Linked DNA regions of Homo sapiens: region 1 is linked to region 2. A link is an interaction called in ENCODE POLR2A ChIA-PET data of the cell type or tissue named here. Cell type or tissue: Caco-2. All regions are shown on one strand. Links, peaks and the distances in the headings refer to the core of each region. The heading gives the core; the rest is flanking DNA.

Evidence for each region. ChIA-PET counts read pairs that join two places held together with the same protein. Peaks named below come from ENCODE experiments on the same cell type or tissue, not always from the same donor. Only the 100,000 strongest peaks of a DNase experiment are listed, where the experiment ranks them.
Region 1: POLR2A ChIA-PET joins it to region 2 with 13 read pairs; 4 of 35 experiments call an interaction of 5 or more read pairs at or near these places.

Annotation. Positions count from the first base shown.
Region 1 is chr4:6,938,405-6,947,452 of GRCh38, forward strand. The region is part of intron 2 of TBC1D14 (TBC1 domain family member 14); the gene reads left to right. Among named protein-coding and RNA genes, the nearest start is that of TBC1D14, 33 kb to the left of the region's middle. RefSeq lists a silencer at 433-482 and enhancers at 1,196-1,773, 1,774-2,351, 1,915-2,044, 3,900-3,969, 4,514-5,339 and 2 more. In Caco-2, for the core only: a CTCF peak has its summit at 9,046; a DNase peak (open chromatin) is centred at 4,099.
Region 2 is chr4:6,753,495-6,762,737 of GRCh38, forward strand. No RefSeq gene overlaps it. Among named protein-coding and RNA genes, the nearest start is that of KIAA0232, 25 kb to the right of the region's middle. In Caco-2, for the core only: no CTCF peak of the experiment used is centred there; a DNase peak (open chromatin) is centred at 5,417.

The sequences.
Region 1 (9,048 bases), core at 1,049-9,048, 190 kb after region 2:
CTGGGAGGAACAGGGATCGTGGTCACACGAGCGTGAGGCGCCACTTCCTCTTCTTCAGTCCTTGGCCCTCTCCAGGGGATCCCAGCCTCACTCCCAGCTGGCTGCCCACAGCAGGTGTCCCCTTGGCCTTCCCACCAGGCACCAGCCTGGCAGCTCCCCCTCCCCAGGACCAGGTCTGCAGAGAGGTGGGGCTCGCTCATTCAGGGACGCCTTCTCACTGCTTCTCTGAGGATCCACATCCCTAGATCATTTCTGCAGATGTTTAGCCACTGCCAGGAAGCCCTCTCCAGCCTCCATGAGAGGACCAGCCTTGCCTCGCGGGCCTTCTGTGTGCCTCGTGGATCCCGCATTCACCCAGGGGGCACAGGAGAGATGCCGGGGTGAGCATGTCTGTCACCACAGCTGTGCAGGGGCTGTGGCTCGGGCTGGCCTCCCAGGGGCCCAGTGTTCCATTGTTTCAGGTCATTGGGTTCCTCCCCTGCAGCCGCACTCTGAAGAGTATCCGTCCCGGCTGCAGGAGTGGAGATCTGGTTGTGCAGTAGTGCAGCAGCGGCGCCATCCCCCAGGCTCTGTGGGCTGGCCTGAGTGCTGCATGGGAAAGCACCGTGGACACCATGGGGAAGAGATGCTAGTGAAACCCTCTCCGGCTCAGCCGGTGGCCTCTTCCTCATCAGCAGTGGACGGCATCCTGGCTCTGCCACCCACTCCCTCTGCATCTGGGGCAAGTCGCTTTGCAGACACAGCTTTCCCACGTGTGAAATGCAGAGTTGCGTCAGGCGGTCTCGGCATCTTCCAGCAGGAAGAACCTTCTGGAATCAGCAGTAGTCCCTGCTGTCCTCCTGCAGGCCTGGAGACCCCTCCTGGAATGGTTTTCCTGCCTGCCTCTTCCTGCTGCATAAATGAGAAGAATCCACAGGAGCCCCCCCCAGGAAGAATGGCCCCCTTTGCTGTGTGTCGACTCCCAGCTCTGTGGCTGGGGCACCTCTCATGCGCAATGCCACCCGACCAGGTCCCCCCCAGAAGCATGCGCACCCCTCGAGGGACTGCCTCTCACTTATTGTACGCTGGTGCTCATTAGAACTCAGCAAGTGCTTGCCAGATGGTTGAATTCAGACGTCATCCCTTTTCTTAGAGATTATCTGCCCGAGGACCCGGTCCTGGGGATGTAGTGGTCAGCATACCTGCGTCAGTCTTGGGGATGTAACGGTCAACACACCCACTTCTCCCAAATCAAAGCACCCAACGGCAAGATAGTCGACTGAGACCACACTGCAGAGACTGATAAGGGATGCTCAGTGCCAGGCTGTGAGTCCTGTGGCAGAGTTCCTGAGGAGAGGGGTGGGGGTGGGGTGGTGGTGTGGAGGTGGCATGGGAAAGCTGGGAGAGGCTCCACTTTACACAGGGGGGTCAGGGAGGGCTTTGGTGGGAAAGCAGCATTTGAGCAAAGATGTGAGTGGTGTGCGGGTGAAGCGTGTTCTTCCGAAGGACACAGTGGAGACGAAGGCCCTGAGGCCGGCGGGGACTGGCCTTGCTTTTCAGGCGTCACGACCTACACCAGGCTCCTTGAGAAATGGGCACCAGCGGCCTGTGCCCCTGGCTCCCGCGGCACCTCACGCATGCTCAGCAGAGTCATCCCTTTTGGCTGCCTGGAGTCGTATATTGGGGCGCAGCTGGTGCTTTAGTTACTAGAATATCAAACTGCCGTCCAGTGTGTTAGCCACTAGCCCCATGTAGCTATTTAAATTGAGTTAAAATTACCCGAAATGGAAAATTCAGTTTCTTAGTCACTCTGGCCAGTCAGGCGCTCAGTAGCCACATGTGGCTTGTGGCCACCCCGTTGGGCGGCTCAGATTAGTACATTTCCACCATGCAGGAAGTTCTGTTGTTCAGCCCTGGTCTGTGGGACAATCTGTGACTTGAACCTTTGTTGTTCTTGATGTGTAACAGCAGCACACAGTGGGTGTGAAACGAGCAAATCCATAATGGAATGTGTGTAGCCCAGAGAGGTCTACAGAAAGAACCGCCCTCAGGGCTCCGGGGAAGGGGAAGGAAACCCAGGCCAGGTGGCAGGTGGGGGTGCTGGTCAGATAGGTATAGCGGGGAGGGCCCTGCCTGGAGTCAGCCTTGCTGGGGTTGAGGTTCTTGCCTGAGGGTGTGTTTGACCCTCCCTGTGACCTCTAGTGCACATTTAAATATGGGAGATGACGGGGGTGGGGGAGGAGCCTACACCCCTCAGAGATGTATTCTGAAGGTGCCTGTTGTGCCTTCCAGTGAGGGGACAAAGAACCTGGTGGAGATTGAGAGAGTGCAGTCATAGAGCCAAAGATCTGAAAGTCTGCTCTGCCTGGCCGGCTGGGCGGCTGGACACAGTGCTCTATGTTCTTGTGTCTTACCTGTCTCCGAGCTGGCAGCCAGGAGGCTGTGCTTGGGAAGTGCCTGTTACAGCAGTCCATGCAGCACTTACTAGGAGGTGTTAGGGATCACCGCGTCCCGGCTTATGGCATGAATGAACGAATGAATGAACAAATGAATGGTAATGAGGACTTGCCTAAGGGAGGCACTGCAGGAAAGGGAAAATGGAGAAAAAGGATTGAATCAGTTCTTGAGGGTAAACACGAGCGATTTATCTTGGCTATTAATGACTTGATGAAAGCAGGTTGGCTGTTCCGTGATCAACCAGTGCTCGAGATGTTTGTTCTGAATCCCACCTGGGTTTGATGGTCCATTTCCTTCTGTTGGTGGGCTGGGAAACTTGCCTGTATCTGAGGAAAGCAGCTTTTTTTTTTTTTTTTTTTTTTTGAGATGCGGTCTCACTCTGTGGCCCAGGCTGGAGTGCAATGGCATGATCTTGGCTCACTGCAACCTCTGCCTCCCAGGTTCTCGCGATTCTCCTGCCTCAGCCTCCCGGGTAGCTGGGACTACAGGCGTCCGCCACCACGCCTGGCTAATTTTTGTATTTTTAGTAAAGACAGGGTTTCACCATGTTAGCCAGGCTGGTCTCAAACTCCGGAGCTCAGGTGATTTGCCGTCTTGGCCACCCAAAGTGCTGGGATTCCTGGCATGAGCCACTGCGCCCGGCCAAAAGCAGCTCTTTAAGTTCTTACCACTTTATGTTGCTCCTGACATCGTCTTCCTGTGGGGAAGGCAGACACTTGCTGTGAAGCTGTGGAGTGTCAGTAACATTCAGGAATGGCGTGAACTGAACCAAAAAAGACCTTCCTCAGCTTGCACATCTGTTCCTGTGACTTGTCCCACAGACAAGGCAGTGTTTCTGCCCTGGTTTCTGGAAGGTGTTGATGTCCTTAGAAAATGCACAGAGGGCAAGGTTGTTTTGTGGGATGGGGTAAAAGGAGAATGAATTTGCTCCAGATACGTCAGACCTCCTGTGTTCATGGAACTTCCTCAGGCTTGCAGGCAGCCTCAGGAAACAGTACGCCCATCTTCCTGGAGGCTCCAGGTGTGTGTTTAGGTCCTTTGCCAGCCCACCTTCCTTCTGCCCTAGGTGAGGTTAGGTTCAGCCTGGGAGGTGGCGATTCAGTATGAAATGCAGGAGAACTGGTGTGGGACCACAGGAATACACGGGCTTTGAGAAACCCATGGGCAAGCCCATTCCTGCAAAGCAGTTCTTCAGCCATCAGCCACTTGCTACTCATAAATTAACTTCCCTTTGCCCAGATAGGGATAGAATCTGTTCTGCTTTTCAGATGTTAGTGGAAAATATCATAGAATAATGCAGTAATTAAAACGGTTTCCTCCTATTTCCTATCTTAAATAGGAGATTATTTAAAATATTTACACATCTTTTTTATTTTTAGAATATTCAGTACAAGTAACACTGAATTATTTCATGCCTTCTGTATTTTTCATGTGCACACATCTTACTAGATTGCCACATCAAATCAGTTCCTGTTTATGTTGAGCGAGCTGGGTTTGTAACTGCGAGCTGTTTCAACTCCAGTTTTGCTGATTCTTTGTTGTGAATAGCTGTGGTTTATCTCAAGAATCCTGTAAGATTCTGTATATGGAAGAATGGTGAGTCATCTAGAGTTGCAGAATAGCCCTTTTGGGCCCCACAGCAGTCCAGTTTCAGTCCAGTTTTCCTGTTCATTCCCCCTTGCCTCTAGCAAGAGGCTTTTACAACCCAGGCTCTGGGTACCAAGTGTTACAGGTACATGTTTATAGGCGTTTGAAAGTTAGAGGTTAGCTTTAAGCTCTGACCTCCTTTTAGGTTTCAGATCTGGGTGTTAAACACATTTTCTGTGGTGGGAGGAGTGAGGCGGGGAAGGCGGGTCAAAAGGAGTGGGCTCTGCCTTCCCCGCCCCCACATCCTGCAGAACCAGGCACGAGGAAGAAGGAAGGTGAGGGGCCAGTGGGTGGGATGAGGAACCATATCTCCTGGGTCACCCTTACCCTAATACCTGGCTGTTCATTCACTGTAAGTTTTTTGCCTGGGATAGATTTTATCCCTTTTAGAGGTTCGTTTGAGAGCAGTTATTTTTAAAGCAGAAGAAATTGAGTGGCAGGCAAAATTCCTGGGACAAATACATTAATATCTAGTTAGGTGGATGAATGTTCGCTGCTGTAACAAACTTGAAATATACATAAAGCTTCAAACACAACGGAGGTTGATTTCCAGGCCATGCTCCCCTAGGTTCCTTCCGTCCTGTGGCCCCATCGTTTTCAGCAGAAGCTTGCTGGGTTGTTCGGTATTACACCAAAGCAGGGGAGAGCGTGTGTAGGGACCAGTGTGGGAGTTCTGAGAGCCAGCCGTGCCTGAAGCGGCACACACAACTCCACTCAGAGTTAATTGGCTGGAATGCTGCCCCTACCTGTGAGGGAAGCCAGGAAAGAGGACTGCGCCCAGGACAACGAGGAAATGGGTTTGGTGAATAACTGGGAGCCTCGGCTGTGATGTCTTTTCCTTCCTCCCTCTGCCCCTCTCCCTTCTTCTTGAGAATTAAATGCCTGAAACCGATTAGTTGAATACCCCTCTCATTCTCTTGCCCAAGTGATAGTTCCCACCACCTGGAGGATGAAGTCCAGACCAGTTGGTGTGGCCTACGGGGCGTGCAGGATCTGGCTGCTGCCTGCATCTCTGGCCACCAGTGGTGCCAGTGCTCAGAGCCAGTGACGCCCTGCCTCTGCACCTTGCCTGTTCTGCTGCCTCTCCCGGGCAAATTCTTGTTTGTCCCTTAGGATTCAGCTTAAGTGACACCTCCTCTAGGAAGCCTTCTTTGATCACCCCAACCTCTCCCAGACCTCTAATGTGGACCCCACAGTCCCTGGACTTCTTTGAGACCACACTAGCCCACTCCCCGCCCCCTCCTGGAACCTTGAGCTTCTGGAGAGCTGGGGCCACACCGTCCTCCTGTGGTTTTCCGAGCCGGTGCAGGTGGTCAGCAGATAACCTTGAGTGAATGTGAATCTAAAAAAAGTAATAAAGGGATCTGGCACACTTAACTTTTAAATCTAAATATGTTTCTTTTAAATTCTATGATTGTTCTGGGTCTTGAGAGCAGACCTCCCCAACAATTCGGTCTCCCATATGGGGTCACAGCCGTTTGGGTTTCCGATCGCGGGCACGGCACCCATCTGCGGTGTCTGTGAAGCCGGCGCGTTCTGCCGGGGGTTTGGGTTTTTTTGTGTGTGTGATAGATCTTTTTAGCTTAGATACGTTTCTTAAAGCTTCTCTTTGTTTAAAAATGCGCAGGAAAACTTCGGCGTCGTTCTATTTTTGTCCTTTTTAACACCTACCCCTGATTTTTCCTTCTTTTTTTATTTCCTTGCAGACTTTGAATTTTAAACAGATAAAAATGGATGCTGTTTCCATCGTTTGGTGTCCTGCTTTTCTACGTAGAGGAAACATTTCTCAGCACAATTAAAACGTGTTCGTATGCTTATTAATGTCTTTGTAGGATTTCATCCTGTGAATCATTTGCTTGTCCAGCAATAAGGAAATGGCTTTTTGCGTCTGCGTTTTGATGATGGAATTCCCCATGGGCTTCAGAGTGCGGTGCCTGCCTTTCAGATGATTTCCTTAGGACCGAGTTCCTGGGACTTGCTGCTTCATGACCAGCGTCTCGGGCCCCTGTCAGCTCTGGCCTGTCCTCCCTGGGGTGATGGCCCTGCCGGGAGCCGTCTGTCCTTGGCAGATGGAGTTCACTGTTAGTGAGAGCCCAGCCTCTGTTTTACAAACGAGCATGCTCCAAGCAGTGGCTGATGGGCGGTTGGAATTCACCATGGCTCTGGCCTCTGGTTCCTGTAAATTGAGGCGTAGGAAAATTAGTCCTCCCCGGGTCCTCTGGTTTACAGAATGCGGGGATGTCCAGGTTTCTCCTGTCCTCCTCATCCCTGCACTGGTTCCACGGGACTGGCTGGACACAGCGTCACTGGTTCCCAGCACAGCTGACACCCCTTCCAGGAACCTTCTCACTATCCCCGGGGCAGAGGTGGCCTTCCGGGCATGCGTGCTCCTCTCCCGTCTCCTCTGCAGCTTCCTTTTAGTCCAGTGGTGTTTCAGGTGTCTTGCTCTTACTGGAGCTCCTTAAGGACAGGGCCTAGATCTCAGTCATCCCCAATCCCCAGCTAACCCCAGCTCATGTTCCTGATTGGCCCTGGGACACTAGCAGAACGTGACTTGGTTCTGTTCACTAGTGCCATATAGAGTCAGGTTCCTGGAGCTGGTGTGAGAGTGGGAGGTTTGAATCTTCATGGGCAGGGGCTACATTGTGTCAGGCTCTGAGCTTGGCATTTTCCATGTGAAAGGAGACAAGGGCTCCAGGAGAAATGGCCTGTATTTGCTGGGGTGTAGGGGCGGGCCACATGCCACTGAGCTTTAGAAGCCTGCTGGGTTAGGAATCAGCACACAGCCTGGATCAGTGAAAATACAGGAACAAGAAGATAATAGGAGAGTTTGTGCTGTAAGGCAGGTGTTTACAGTTTGATTTTTCTTGAGTGAGTAGAAATGTTGGCGTAGCTTGAAAAAAAATCTGAAATAATTCACTGTCCACGGAAAGGGCTGGAAAGGAGTTATCTTAAATTCACATAGATTAAAGAAAGCATAGCTGGTCGTGGTGGCTCACGCCTGTAATCCCAGCACTTTGGGAGGCTGAGGTGGGCGGATCACCTGAGGTTTGGAGTTCGAGACCAGCCTGACCAACATGGAGAAACCCCGTCTCTACTAAAAATGCAAAATTAGCCGAGCGTGGTGGCAACGCGCCTGTAATCCCAGCTACTCAGGAGGCTGAGGCAGGAGAATCGCTTGAACCCGGGAGGCGGAGGTTGCGGTGAGCCGAGATCGCGCCATTGCGCTCCAGCCTGGGCAACTAGAGCAAAACTGCGTCTCAAAAAAAAAAAAAAAAAAAAAAAAAAAAAAAAAAGATGAAAGAAAGCATTAAAGAAATGAGATAGCATGGGAGGGGAAAGACTTATTAAGGAGCGAAGTTCTCAGTCCTAGCTGCACAGTAGGATTACCTGGCAAACTTAACAAAGAAAAATTAATATATGCATTCTCCCCTCAGAGATTGATTTTCATTGGTTTGGGGTGAAACCTGCGCCTCAGGATGCTTGAAAACTCCCCGGGTGACTCTAGCACGCAGAGGGTTCAGAGCCACCAGTAGAAAGAATGGACTTTCAATTCAGACTTCAGCTCAAATATAGGCACTTTATCGCACGATCTGAGGCAAGGTTCTGTCTCTGAATTTTCTCTTCTTCAAGACAAGCCCCGTGAGGATGGGTACCTACATTTCCGGTCATCAGGAACTATATTCCCAGTACATGGCATAGCACCTAGAACATAGTTGGTTCTCAATATGTATTTGTTGAATGAAAAAAATGACATGGATGAATAAGGTTAGGATTAAATGAGAGGAGATGCTTGGGCCTATATAATTAACAGACTGCTCTTAGTGTTATTTATTTATTTTACTTGTATTATTATTATTTTTGAGACAGAGTCTTGCTCTGTCACCCAGGCTGGAGTGCAATGGTGCAATCTTGGCTCACTGTAACCTCTGCTTCCCGGGTTCAAGCGATTCTCCTGAGTAGCTGGGATTACAGGTGCGTGCCACCAGGCCCAGCTAATTTTTGTATTATTTTTGGTAGAGACGGGGTATCATCATGTTGGTCATGCTGGTCTCGAACTCCTAACCTTGTGATCCACCTGCCTCGGCCTTCCAAAGTGCTGGGATTACAGGCGTGAACCACCACATCCGGCCCCTTAGTGTTATTTATTAATAAGCAGAGTTAACAGACACAAACTCTGATGGTAACTGATTGATGATATCTCCATTCTACAGATGGTAAAACTGAGGCTAGAGAGGTTCATTTCTTGCCTAACATCAGGCAGCTTGTTACGAAGCTGGGATTTGAGCTCCTGACCTGCCTGAGTCTAAATCCCACGTATATCCCCTCCCACCTTAAGTCAGATCTTACTCCTTAAGATTTCTAATATGGAAGGAACATAGTAATGTCATTCCTTCCCTGAAATGCAATCCCTAGACCCCTCATAATTTGTGCTACTTACAAACTTATTGTTAAGTCCTCCTCTCCTCTTTTCCTTACTATTAGGTGGAGATTAAGAATAAATTAGTATTTTTCTTAGTACTGTTTTGTACTAAGTTACATGGGCATTTTTGCTCTGCCATCTCTCTCTCTCCTTGTAAAAATCTAAGTTAGGCCGGCGCAGTGGCTCACGCCTGTAATCCCAGCACTTTGGGAGGCCGAGGCGGGCGGATCACTTGAGTTCAGGAGTTCAAGACCAGCCTGGCCAACGTGGTGAGACCCCTGTCGCTACTAAAAATAAAAAAATTAGGGCAGGCGCGGTGGCTCAAGCCTGTAATCCCAGCACTTTGGGAGGCCGAGGCAGGCAGATCACGAGGTCAGGAGATCGAGACCATCCTGACTACCACGGTGAAACCCCGTCTCCACTAAAAATACAAAAAAATTAGCCGGCTGTGGTGGCGGGTGCCTGTAGTCCCAGCTACTTGGGAGGCTAAGGCAGGAGAGTGGCGTGAACCCGGGAGGTGGAGCTTGCAGTGAGCCGAGATC
Region 2 (9,243 bases), core at 545-8,544:
AGAGCTAGGCCTATTCAGATGAAGGCACCAGGAAAGGAACTGTTCGTTCACTTGCCCCTAAGATGTTCCGGGTTTCTCTTGCGGTACCTTGGAAAGTTGATTGTGGACCTAGAAATATGTCCAAGGTCTATCATTACACGGAAAAGCAAGCGCAATGGGTGAGGGGGCCCCTAGCAGACACTCAAGTGGGAGCTATTATTATTTATTTGGGCTTTTGATGTTTGTTCCATGTATGTTTCCATACACAGGGAACATTTCTAGAAGACTTCATGAGAAACTGTGAACAGCAATTAGTTCCTTCTGGGGATGGGCAAGGAATGAGATTTTTCACTCAATACCTTTCTGTTCTCTTGAAAGTTTTCACCATGAGCATGTGTTACTTTTATAGTAATAGTTTAAAATAACATTAAACTCGGAAATAAAAAATGTTCATTATTATGACCCTTTCAATTAACGGAAGAGGAAAATGGCACCCAGCCTCACATCCTCCAAGAAGTCCTCCTGATAGCCCAGGCACCCGGCTTCTCCCAGGCAGAAGGGATCACCCTACCCATCACTCTGTTTCCTTGTCTGCCTCTCCTATGAAACTAGCAGGCTGGGAGGGATGGGCCTGTCTGACTCGTCCCTGAGTCCGTAGCGCCCAGCCCTGATGAGTGGCACTGGTGGGCACGGATGAGTGAAGGAACGAGGCTCCCAGAGGCTAAGCCAGCTGACCGGGATCACAAAGTAAATGGTTTTGCAGGGTGAGACCCTGGTCTCTGGGCTCCAACTCAAACATACCCTGACTTCTCTAGGCCAGCTCCCATCCACTTACCAGAGATGTCTAATAGGGGCAGCCTGAGAATTGTCCAGACGGCCTCAGGCATCCTGCAGGTGCTATGGCATTTGGAGTTTGGGAGAAATAGTTGTTCAGGCTCCAAGTGGGAGCTGGGGATGCCCAAGGTGTGGAAAATGCCAGAGGGTGGTCCAAACAGAGCCAACTAGAGAGGCCACCAAAAAAGAGTGGTTTGTTCTCCCTATTTCCTTACCTGACACTTTAAAATTAAGATTTCAGCCTCCTAAATCAGGTACAAACTTTTCTGATGATGGCAAAGTCCCTCTCAGGTGAAGAGCAGCTGCCGCTGCCTGGAAGGCTTTAGAACCCAAAGGTCTGGTAAGACAGCTCTTATGAACCCATTTTGCAGATGGGAAAACCGAGGATCAGAGAGATGTAATGCTTTGAAGAGCAAGGTCTCACATTGACCCTTCAGAGTCTAGAATGTCTGTGTTGACACCAGTGTCCCACATGACACGGCTTTGAGTCAGGCTGCCTGGGTTTCTAATCATTCCTAATTCATAAGTCTGAATTAATAGTTTAAAATAACATTAAACTCTGAAATAAGGAATGTTTGTTATTATGACCCTTTCAATTAATGGAAGAGGAAAATGGCACCCAGCCTCACCTCCTTTGAGTCAGGCTGCCTGGGTTTCTAATCATTGGAAGATTAAATAACATAGTGCAGTATACAGAAGGCACTTAAGGCTACTGCCTGGCACAAGGTAAGCACACAATAATAACTACCATTAGTGGCTGTTGGTGTGCCATTGCAGAGGCAGATTTTTGGGGTGTGTATGGCCTTTATTGGTGACACTCCCAACATGTGTCCATATACCCCTTGGAAGCATCAGTGTCTCATCACCCTGTCCCCCAACCTTCCATTGCAGGAAGAGGCTCCAACCCTACCTTAGAAGAGCTGGGGCCTCTGTGAGCTCCACCCACCCTGGGGGCAGCAGCTGACCTGGCTCTGGCCCTTTGGCCTGCTGCCTGCACATGGTCAGTGCTGCCAGAGAGCCTGGCCTGCCCAGAGAGGGCTGACCTTGACCTCTAAACTGGACCTAGGGGATGTCTTCTGGGCAGACCTTCAACCAACAGCAAACATCATTTCCACGTGCCTTCAAACAAACAAGTACAAATTACACTCCTAAATTACAGAGACTGGGAAAACTACCTCCTCCTGCTCTGGTTTGCTTTTGAAGAGGTATCCTTGGAATCATGATCTTCAAACTTTCTGGACTCATATAAGCCTTAAACATTTTCGGTGGCTAGGCATGGTGGATTGCTTGAGGCCAGCAGTTCGGGATCAGCCAGGGCAACATAGCGAGATCTTATCTCTATAAAAATTTAAAAATTAGCCAGGCGGCACATGCCTGCAGTCCCAGCTACTCAGGAGGCTGAGGTGTGAGGATTGGTGGAGTTGAGGAGTTCAGGGCTGCAGTGAGCTACAATCGCACCACTGCACTCCAGCCTCACTCCAGCAAGAACATGTCTAAAAAAATTTAAATAATAAAAAATTGGGGCCAGCCGCCCCGTCCGGGAGGGAGGTGGGGGGGTCAGCCCCCCGCCCGGCCAGCCGCCCCGTCCGGGAGGTGAGGGGCGCCTCTGCCCGGCTGCCCCTACTGGGAAGTGAGGAGCCCCCCTGCCCGGCCAGCCGCCCCGTCCGGGAGGGAGGTGGGGGGGGTCAGCCCCCCGCCTGGCCAGCCGCCCCATCCGGGAGGGAGGTGGGGGGGTCAGCCCCCCGCCCGGCCAGCCGCCCCGTCCGGGAGGTGAGGGGCGCCTCTGCCCGGCCGCCCCTACTGGGAAGTGAGGAGCCCCTCTGCCCGGCCACCACCCCGTCTGGGAGGTGTACCCAACAGCTCATTGAGAACGGGCCATGATGACAATGGCGGTTTTGTGGAATAGAAAGGGGGGAAAGGTGGGGAAAAGATTGAGAAATCGGATGGTTGCCATGTCTGTGTAGAAAGAAGTAGACATGGGAGACTTTTCATTTTGTTCTGCACTAAGAAAAATTCTTCTGCCTTGGGATCTTGTTGATCTGTGACCTTACCCCCAACCCTGTGCTCTCTGAAACATGTGCTGTGTCCACTCAGGGTTGAATGGATTAAGGGCGGTGCAAGATGTGCTTTGTTAAACAGATGCTTGAAGGCAGCATGCTCGTTAAGAGTCATCACCACTCCCTAATCTCAAGTACCCAGGGACACAAACACTGCGGAAGGCCGCAGGGTCCTCTGCCTAGGAAAACCAGAGACCTTTGTTCACTTGTTTATCTGCTGACCTTCCCTCCACTATTGTCCCGTGACCCTGCCAAATCCCCCTCTGTGAGAAACACCCAAGAATTATCAATAAAAAAATAAATTAAAAAAAAAAATTGGGAGGAGGAGTCCCATTATGTACTCCCTTGTATATTTATACGTTGACTCTCCACATTTTTTCCCTATACTTACACAGCTGCAAATATGCTATTTCTAATTTTTTTTTAAGACAAGGACTTGCTGTGTCACCCAGGCTTTAGTGCAATGCTACCATCATAGCTCGCTACAACCTCAAACTCGTGGGCTCAAGCAAATTCTCCCACTTTAGCCTCCTGAGTAGCTGGGACTACAGGTGCACACCACTGCACACGGCTAATTAAAAATACATGTATTTTTCTAGAGATGGGGGCTTGCTTTGTTGCCCAGGCTGGTCTTGAACTCCTGGCCTCCAGCAATCCTCCCTCCTCAGTTTCCCAAAGTGCTGGGATTACAAGCATGAGCAACCATGCCCAGCTCTAATGTATTGTAAATGTTGACATTTTAAAACAAAATTGTGGCCAAGTGCGGTGGCTCACGCCTGTAATCCCAGCACTTTGGGAGGCTGAGGCGGATGGATCGCCTGAGCTCAGGAGATCGAGACCACCTTGGCAACATGGTGAAATCCCATTGTTTCTAATAAAATACAAAAAATTAGCCTGGTGTAGTGGCTCAAGCCTGTAATCCCAGCACTTTGGGAGGCTGAGGGAGGATCACTTCAGGTCGGGAGTTTGAGACCAGCCTGACCAACATGGAGAAATTCCGTCTCACTAAAAATAAAAAATTAGCCGGGCATGGTGGAGCATGCCTGTAATCCCTTCTACTTGGGAGGCTGAGGTAGGAGAATCGCTCGAACCTGGGAGGCAGAGGTTGTGGTGAGCCAAGAGAGCCCATTGCACTCCAGCCTGGGCAACAGGAGCAAAACTCCGTCTCCAAAAAAAAAAAAAAAAAAAAAAAAAAAATTAGCCAGGCATGGTGGTGCACGCCTGTAGTCCCAGCTGCTCAAGAGGCTGAGGCAGGAGAATTGCTTGGGCCTGGGAGGCAGAGGTTGCAGTGAGCCGAGATCACACCATTGCACTCCAGCCTGGGCAACAAGAGCGAAACTCCATCTCAAAAAAAATATCTACATTATGTTATGTATTTGATAAGTAATTATTGAACATAAAAGTAGATTGTTATTAGAAATGTGTTAATTACACAAATAGGCCTTGTTTTCTGAAGTAGTTCATGACATCTGCAGATTAATATTTCTTATAGCTAGAATGAGACATGGTTTAGGGTAGGTTTTATTCTTTTTTGTATTTATAGATACAAAACATGTAGAAAATTTATTCATATAAAGAAGTGGATGGAAAGGGAAGAATATTTGTTATAGAAATGTCACTTAAGGCCAGGCACAGTGGCTCACACCTGTAATCCCAGCATGCCTATAATCCCAGCATGCCTGTAATCCCAGCACTAATGCCTGTAATCCCAGCATGGCTGTAATCCCAGCACAAGGTGGGTGGATCACTTGAGGTCAAGAGTTCAAGACCAGCCTGGGCAATATGGCGAAACCCCCGTCTCTACTAAAAATACAAAACTTCCCCAGGAATCATGGTACATGCCTGTAATTCCAGCTACTCGGGTGGCTGAGGCACAAGAATCACTTGAACCCGGGAGGAGAAGGTTGCAGTGAGCTGAGATCACGCCACTGCACTCCCAGCCTGGGTGACAGAGTAAGACTTCATATCGAAAAAAAAAAAAGAAAAAGAAATAAAAAAGAAATGTCACTTAATTCTCTGAATGTCTTAAAAGATACATGGCCAAAAAAGTCACATAACGATGCTCCATCATCTAAATCAGGGAGTCCAATCTTTTGACTTCCCTGGGCCACATTGGAAGAAGAATTGTCTTGGGCCACTCATAAAATACACTAATATTAACAATAGCTGGTGAGCTTAAAAAAATCACAAAAAACTCATAATATTTTAAGAAAGTTAAGAAAGTTTACAAATTTGTGTTTGGGCTGCATTCAAAGCCATCCTGGATTGCATATAGCCCGCAAGTCGTGGGCTGGACAGGTTTGATCTGGATTGTTTTTTTGATCAGTCAGTGGACAACTTGGTTAGGATTTTCTTCAATGTGTTGGAAACGCCTGGTTTATGCAGGGATTTGTTACTCAGTCTCTAGAGTCCTTCACTTTCTCAGTTTCTGGGCAAGTGCATATATGGCAGACACACCTGACAGCAAGAGCGTGACATAAGCACACCCCTGAGAATGACCCCAGGATCTGAGAAGAATGTGTGTTCCTAGTTCCAAGCTAAGGAATCTGGGAGTGGCCAGCCCGGAGATTCATTCCTTATCTGAGGAACATCTGAGCCCCCAGCTCATCCCATGGAACTCAGGCTGTGCAGGAGATCACAGCCTGATCTCCTTGTTTTGGGTTAGATGAAGGTTGCCAGGTGGAGGTTGCCGGGGGGAGGTAGGGTGCCAAGGGAAAAGGCTACATAAACTGCAACCTTTTTACAAGCAACTGTGGTTCTCTTGCCCAGCCAACTACCGCTGGACCACCCTGTATGTAAGTCCCCTCAATAAACCCCATGTCTCATTCTCCAGTCTCTGGAACATGGTGCCATCCCTATTGAAGTCAACAGGGGTCCAGCATAACAGTGCACCAAAAAGAGTTTTCCAAGAGTCACCCAGGAGCTGGTGATTATACCTGTCACTCTTTCACTTAAATAAAGGCACCTTGTTTAACCAGACATTTGCAGAAAGAATTGGAAAAATTTAATGTTTTTAATTTCAATATACTTTCCCCCCAAACTATTGTTAAAGGCTCTTGTAATATGATTCATATATATATATATATATATATATATTTTTTTTTTTTTTTTTTTTTTTTTTTTGAGATGGAGTCTTGCTCTGTCACCCAGGCTGGAGTGATGGCATGATCTTGGCTCACTGCAACCTCCACCTCCCAGGTTCAAGCAATTCTTCTGCCTCAGCCTCCTGAGTAGCTGGGATTTACAGACACATGCCACCATGCTAGGCTAATTTTTGTATTTTTTTTTTTTTTTAGTAGAGACGGGGTTTTGCCATGTTGGCCAGGCTGGTCTTGAACTCCTGACTTCAGGTGATCTCTCTGCCTCGGCATCGCAAAGTGTTGGAATTACAGGCGTGAGCCACCGCGCCCGGCCATATTTTTGACAAAATGTTGCAGCTATAGACTTAATTCATCTGATTCATGGGAAATATCCACTGTACAAGCAGTTGGCAAAGCCAGTCCTCATTGTTGGTCCAATAAGCCAATCAGACATGCTTTCCCCAAGAGGAAAGCGTGTCTTCATCTTTCAGTTCAAATTAAGGGGGCAATATCCATCTCCGTGACCATCACCCCACTTCTGAGCTCTAGATGAATGATGGGTGTGTGGACAGGTGGAGAAGCCTTTGGTCTTTCTGCCAATGAGCTCTTCACTCAATCCCACAAGACTCTTGCTCTGAAAACATAAGGCAAAAGAATTGTGTTCATTCAAGGCAAAACAAAAAAAACAAAACAAAAAGTCCTCACTCCTGCCCTGCTCTACAATAGACCTGAATTCAGAACATTCCAACAGGAGGCCAAATCCCTGTTTCCAACACCAGGTCGGCTACTAATAGGAATAAAAAAGACAGGAAGTCCCATCTCTGTGCCTGGATTAAATGAGCTCTGCCAATCCCCATGGCCTGGGTTCTGATCCGGGGGCCTTCCTCCTGTATGGTAAGAGAAGCAGGGTATGGAAGTGGAGCTGGGGAGAAAACACTGACGTGTCACTCAACTGGGAGAGCTGGAAATCAAGTTCCTTAAACTCTCCATGCCCATGTGCCACTTGGAAAGTCTGTGCAGACCCCCAGAAGACACATTGCCCCATGAAGGCTGCTGCCTTGGGGGCACTCTTAGAACTGGAGGGACCAGTGTGCCACTTGCCCAAGGAAAGCAGACCTCACCTGAAAATGTCCTCAGCTGGAAAGGAGCAGAGATGGCTGAGGCCTCCTAGTCCTCTCCCGCTGGCCTAGATCTTTCTGCTATGCCCAGAGCCTCGGGTGGTTTCCCCTGGGATGTCTCCGGGCACCTCACACACAGCCCGGCTGGTCCCATCCTGCTCCACCTCCTGGGCTCCTCTCTCAGTGATGGCACCACCTTCCACTAGAAATCTAGAAGCTATCCCTTAATCAAGGCGCCATGGTCAAGCAATCACCAAATGCTACCATATCCGCCTTCTGGTCATCCAGGGGTCAGTCCCTTCTCTCTACGGCCATAGACACAGTCCTAGCTGAGACCCTCATCACAGCCCTCCTGGGCCGTGGCACCTGCCTCCTAGTAGGTTCATGGATCCTGCCTTGTTCCTCCCACTTCCTACCCCTCCCAGACGCCAAGGGGCCTTTCCCAAGCCTGAGCTTCAGTCTCCTCTGCTCAAAGCCTTCCATGGCTCCACCCAGGCTGGGCATTCGAAGCATGGTGCTGTCTCATGCACCGTGGCCCTCCAGTCCCTCTTCTGCCGGCCCCGACCCTCACCTCACATTGCACACCGGCCACACTCACAGTGCATGTGAGTGGGCCCAGCTACCCTCTCTCTGCCTCTGTAGGACGGAGCAAGAGCACATCTGTCCATTGTACAGTGGTTGTTAGAATTAAATAAGTGCCTACAGTGCTAATCCAGAAAGGGTACTCCAGGGTCAGTGTTCACAGCCACACTCCCCTGACCCTATAACTTTCTGTTTTGGGCTTCAAACTGGTGGGCTTGTAACATGGAAGGCAGTTCACAACAACGCAGGGTCCTGGGTGCAGGCCAGACCAACCCGTGGCAGCCTGGGCTCATGTGTGTGACCTCAGAAAAATCCTTTTTGTCTCCTGACTTCAGCTTCCCCATCTGAAAAAGGAGAGGGCTGGACTGAAGGATGCCCAATGTCCCCAGGTGTCTTCCTCATCAACATCCCTTCTTGTCCCAGATGGTAACGGCTCTATCTCGTTTCTCAACTGTCTGTGGACAGGGATCTTGTAAAGTAACCTCCATGTGGCCCTTAACATCCTGCTCTCCCATTCTTTCAGCCACCCACCCCCAACAGAACAGGGAAACCGTTTCCCTCTAGCCTGCAGCCCTGGCCTCCCGCCACTGAAGGAACACCGTGTCACCAGGGCCGGCAGGCGGAGGACAAAGGCGGCTCTGTCCCCCAGGGCAGTGGTTATCCACTGTCACCATGCAGCCCGGACCATCATCGTATGCCCCTTGTCTCCCACCTTAGGGCGCTGAGGGTGGGCTGACGCTCACATTTCCGCACTGGCCCCATTTCTTGCTGCAGAAACGCACTGACTGCCTTCACAGGCTTCCTGCAGCTGAGCTGGGGGCCTCCGCCTGGCAGCCAGGGAGGAGGCGGGCAGCGAGGAGGCGGGCAGCGAGGAGGCGGGCAGGAGGAGGCGGGCAGCGAGGAGGCGGGCAGGAGGAGGCGGGCAGCGAGGAGGTGGGCAGGAGGAGGCGGGCAGGAGGAGCTGCGCAGCCCTCAAGGCACATCTGGAATGGAGCAGCCCGGAGGCCTGATGCGGGTGGAAGTGGCCAGCAGCCGGCCAGCTTTGGGGGCTGGGCCAGGCACGGGGAGGGTGGGTGCAGGGGTGAAGTGGGCTCCCAAACTGTGATGGCCTGTGACCAGTCTGTCTAGTGGAACAGGCACAGCTCCTGAAACATTGATGTGCATGGTCTCGCTTTTACGTTCATTTATGTACATGTTAACTATAAATGTATCTTCTGCATCAAGTTATCCACAGCACCTGGCTCTGAGTAAGCACTGAATGAATGTTAGCTATTTTTTCATTGCTCTGATGTGCTACAGTGGTTTTAAAGCATGGCCCTGAAATCTTCCGTACTTATCGCCATGAGGTGTGGGTTCTGGGTCCCTGCCTCTTGACCAGGCGGGCTTGTGACTGCTTCAACTGAAAAATACCAAGGAAGCTCGCCTTGTGTGGGTGGGGGGAAGCTACCTCACCTCTTGCTGTGGTCTGAATGTCTGTGTCCCCCAAAATTCTTATGTTGGAATCCTAACTCCCAAGATGATGGTGTTAGGGGGTGGGGCCTTTGGGAGGCGATTTGCTCGTGAGAGGGGACCCCTGTGAATGGGATTGGTGCC